Regions from separate parts of the Mus musculus genome. Here region 1 is linked to region 2. The links are chromatin loops, found by intact Hi-C in ENCODE. Cell type or tissue: heart. All regions are shown on one strand.

Region 1 (2,500 bases), 90 kb before region 2:
GAACCATATCAGTAAATCAATAAGTGCAGGGACTAGATCAGAAAGCCTGGTTTGGTATGGAAACTCATAATTACCCACTTTGCACAACACTACAACTTCAAGTAAGTCATCCGATTCCTCAGAACTCGGCTAGTTCACTGCAAATGGCTATCACGAAATTAGAAGAGCTCAAATGCAGATACTCGTTGGTTTTTGTTTGTTTGCTTTATGAAAGTTCACTGTCTTCAGACACCCCAGAAGAGGGCATCGAATCTCATCACAAATGGTTGTGAGCTGCCATGTGGTTGCTGAGAACTGAACTCAGGACCCCTGGAAGAGCAGTCAGTGCTCTTAACCGCTGAGCCATCTCTCCAGGCCCCAGATTACTGGTTGTTTAACAACAGCCAGTTCCTCCATCTTCCTTGCCAAGAAAACTAATTCCTCGGTACCAGGAAAACAGTGAGGCGCTGCTTTGCTATTGGGTCAGCCCACCCAGCATTCACATCACTTCCGGCAGCTGGTTTGCTAGCAGTCAAGTAACTCAGCTCTGGTAAATGGAGCAAGACAAGTCTGCTGGGGAGCTGCTCAGCAATGGCGCTCTGAGCACATAAAAAGAAACGCATGAAGGGAACACCCCTTCCCTGGGGTCTTTAGACGCTCTCTTATGAAGCAACCATCTCGCAGCTCTGAGGAGAAAGCTAGGAGAGGTCAGCATCCAGGACTCTCACTCTGACAAGCTGGTCAATCCTGAACATTTTATCATGTATTGTTATGTAAAAATTAGATGTATTATTTAAGATGATTTGAGACATATTTTTTTTAACTTGTAGTCAAAATAACACAACTGATATCCTACAGGATGTCCTGAAACTATGTAGCCTTGAGCAGGTTGTTTATAAAATAGGATTTAAATGAGAAAAAAAAAAAGCAAAGTACTTAGGAATGTTATTAGTTAGAACTCAGTAATAATTAGCTACTATAGTAAAAGTGAAGGGCTTTTCCGAGCTTTGCAAACCTACACAAGTGAGGCAATTCTGTTTCTTAAGCTCTGGCTTAGAAGTGTAAGTAGCCTGGCTCCACTGAATTACAAAGGGGGCTGAAGAGGAGGTAAAGAGCTTGAAGCCTGTGGACAGAAACCCTGAGCACACATACAAACATCAAACCACAACACTGGACACTTTGTGCCTGCAGTCCTGGCACTTAGCAGACTGAAGTGGGCTGATTCCTGGGAGCCTGTTGGCCACATAGTCCAGATAACAAGCTCTGGATTCTGTAAGAGACCTGGTCTCAAAAAATAAAAGGCTCGAAGAGATGGCTCACTGGTTAAGAACACTGGCTGCTCTCCCAGATCATGCAGGGTTTCATTCCAGCAGCCACATGGTGCCTTACAATCATCTGTGATTCCAGTTCCAAGGGTTTTAAGGCTCTCTTCTGGTCTTCAAGGGCATCAGCCATGCAAGTGGTACACAGGTACACATACAGGCAAAACACCCATACACATAAAACAATTTTTAAAAATTAGGTAAAGTGGAAAGCAACACAGAGGAAGCTACCCAACACTGACACACACACACACACACACACACACCCTCACACCTCCCTTCACACAAGAAGAAATGTAAGTGTTAAAGTCTGCTCTTATTAGCCAGCTAAGGCAGCAGTAACCAGCACTGTAGGTAATAAGAAGCTGAATTTGACACTTTTCACACTCCAGATCAGATAGTGTGCAGCTGATAGGACTTCAGTGACAGGCCAGCAGAAGAGAGAAAGCATAAGGAGCAGGCTTTGTTAAGAGCATCTGTCTTACACCTGGCTTTGACTACCAGCACCCACACTGTGGCTCACAACTATCTCTAATCTAGTTCCAGGGGATCTGACACCATCTTCTGACCTCCTTGGGCACCAAAACCACTCAAGATGCATATACACACATGTAGGCAAATCCTCCTACACATAAGATGAAATAAATCACCAAAAAACCCAAAAAGTTTTCAGCGAACATTTACTTAAAACAAAACAAACAAAAAACAGGAAAGTACTTTTCAAGGCTAGCTTCTGCCTCCCGAATGCTAGGATTAAAGACCAGCATGCCCAGCCTTACCTTCTCTTTCTCAGCCCTTTACCCGCTCTGCCTCCCGGCACACTGTAAAGGCTGCAGTTTGCAGTGGGTTTGGCTGGCTTTATTTTCTCTGCTTATATTCAGAACCCAGGTAGGAAAAGCAATTAAGCAGGTCCTTCTGGAGATCTACACAGCAGAGCCTCTCTAAAACTAGACTTCATTTCTAAATGTTCTGACTTTTTTTTACTATCTTGTCCAACCTTCCTATCTATGTATTCCCTACCTCTCTATCCTCTGCAAGCTGAGAGTGGACTCCATGAGCTAAGCCATTTTTTTTTGTTTTTTTTTTTTAAGATGTATTTTATTTATGAATACACTGCGCCCAGGTTCTAAAGTCAAGGTGAAACTGAGGGCTACACCTAGTCTAGGACGATCCACCAAATAATGTGCGCGCTACAGTTT
Region 2 (2,500 bases):
CACACACACACACACACACACACACACACACACACACACGTTTATATACACACATGCATACTGTCACCAAATTACAACTTAGCATGCACACTTATACAAAAGATGTTCAAGATTAAGTGAAAATGGAAACTGAGATGAAGACACACGGAATAAATTACGGAAGTGTGTGAGTGAGTGTGTGTGTTTGTGTGTGTGTTTGTGTGTGTGTGTGTGTGTGTGTGTGTGTGTGTGTGCATGAGTGCACAAAGAGGAATCAGATCGCTTTCTTAGCATTGTCAATGGAAGTAGGATTGGCTGAGCAGGCAAGGGAGAAACTCTTGGTCCTTTTATAGTACTAAAAAGAAGAATTGGATTATAAATGATTCTGATTTTTTAAAAATTTATTCATTTAGTGGTGTGTGTGTGTGTGTGTGTGTGTGTGCGCGCGCGCGCGTGCGCGTGTGCGTGTGTTCCTATGAAAAAGATTAAACATGCCAAAACCCACCATCCTTGTCTTTAACAATCTCAGAATCAACTGCGAATTTATATTGGGACAGCATCTCAAAATACTTAGTGTAGAACCACAGTGGAGGGACAACTTCGGGGTGTCAGGAGAGGGGATCCCTGGAAGGGGTGGCATTTCAGCTTTAAATGCCAAAAGGTGGTCACCAGTTGGAGAGGCACAGTTCCCAGAATGAGGCCAGCTTTTCAGATGTCAGCCAGATTCCAGACCCCACAGAATATGGGAAGGTGGTTTCCTTAAAGGTTCTCCTGGTGTTAGGTGAGGGGACAGCTTCTACTCCCTGGTTACATAGGGCAAGCCAGGAGAGCTTTGAAAAATTCTCTCAGGGAGTTCAGTTTTCCCTCTGAGGTCAGGAGATGGATTTTAGCCGTTTTCCTTCCTACTGCCTCTTGTCTTACGGGTGGTGTGTCTTGGAGGCATAGTCTCCGCGGAGCCCCACAGAGCTGTCCGGCAGCGCCCTCTGCTGGCAGAAATCAGAGCGGCCGGCTCTCTCCTTGCAGTGTCCTCCCGGGACACAGGCGTTTGGTCCAGATTAGTTTAAACAGTAGGCCTGGCCATATGTAAGTTTTCATTTACTGAATATTTATATACTCGGAGATAATGTAAAGCTAGAAGAAATCAGAAAAATTATAATAGATCTTTTGTACTATGCCATACTATGCCATGTATATAGCTCATGGTATGGTATATATATATGTGTGTGTGTGTCTGTGTGTGTCTGTGTGTGTCTGTGTGTGTCTGTGTGTGTAGATAGATGATAGATAGATAGATAAAGAGAGAGGGGGAGAGAGAGAATATGTAGTATAGTATTGTGTCTGTGCCTATGTATGTGTGGATACGTACATTATATGGAGGGAAGGAAAAGAGAAAAGGAGAGAGGAAGAAAGGAAGCAGCTGATTCTTCCTTAACATTCTGAATTTAAGATTATTCCCGGCCTGGAGAGATGGCTCAGCGGTTAAGAGCACTGACTGCTCTTCCAGAGGTCTTGAGTTCAAATCCCAGCAACCACATGGTGGCTCAAAACCCATCTGTAATGAGATCTAATGCCCTCTCCTGGTGTGTCTGAAGACAGTATATTCACATATATAAAATCTTTAATAAAAAAAAAAAGATTATCCCCAACTTCTTCTGTATTGCTAATTCCACCAAGTGATTAATCCTTCCGGAAACTTCTCCAAACTGCAAAGCTAAGGTAAGCACTTTTTATCTCCATCTGCCTGTGCCTTTGTGTTCAACCATTTCTACTGAAACAGCACATTTGTTAGTGTGCTGTCTGTCTGTCCTTCCCTGGTGGCCTCTGCCTCTGGGCTTCCAGGGGTCCCAACCATGAGTGGTTTTGGAAAGATGGGAGGATTTTTCTCCTACCAGCTGCCATCAGTGAACAAGCAGATGACTATGAGTCTAAAAACACATCTCATGTGCACACAAGCAGACCTCATACACACACACACACACACATACACACACACACACACACACGTGCACATACACGTTTGTGGGCACATGTCCCTCCACTTAGGCCAGGACTTGACACCGGGGTGAGGTCAGGTTAGTTCACTGCTAGCAGAAAATGAGGTCAGGACGGCCAGTGAGGCCAGAACAAGGTTTTGGACTTTACTCAGCAGGTGGTTCTCTGGACAGACTTTGTGACATCTCCTCATTCTCTGGAGGTGACCTAGGGCTAATGTAAAATGACCCACACAGCCTTCCTCGTCCTGTTCCACCAAAGCCAACTTCTGCCCTCCCTTATTTGCTGGACTTCAACTCAAAGCTTCAATTAAGTAAATATGAAAGGCTGTGAAATCAGAATTCTAAGAGGCAAGAGTACAGCAGGCATAATAATGACCTTAAAGATTCTGTCCTCTAACCCCTGGGACTATGACGGCCTACATGCCAAAGGGGACTTAAGGATGCAGAAGGAAACACAATGGCTAATCAGCAGACACTGACACAGCATCTGGGACTATCCAGATGTGCTCAGTGGAAGCAGGTAAGAA

Evidence for each region. Peaks named below come from ENCODE experiments on the same cell type or tissue, not always from the same donor. Only the 100,000 strongest peaks of a DNase experiment are listed, where the experiment ranks them.
Region 1: it touches region 2 in a loop (2.6-fold over the local background); 4 of 42 quality-filtered maps call a loop at or near these places.

What each region holds. Positions count from the first base shown.
Region 1 is chr7:97,513,709-97,516,208 of GRCm38, reverse strand. The region is part of intron 12 of Ints4 (integrator complex subunit 4); the gene reads right to left. Among named protein-coding and RNA genes, the nearest start is that of Ints4, 34 kb to the right of the region's middle. In heart, no CTCF peak of the experiment used is centred here; a DNase peak (open chromatin) is centred at 1,258; H3K27ac peaks cover 349 bases.
Region 2 is chr7:97,423,494-97,425,993 of GRCm38, reverse strand. No RefSeq gene overlaps it. Among named protein-coding and RNA genes, the nearest start is that of Gm32945, 6.1 kb to the right of the region's middle. In heart, a CTCF peak has its summit at 968 (motif pointing left); a DNase peak (open chromatin) is centred at 963.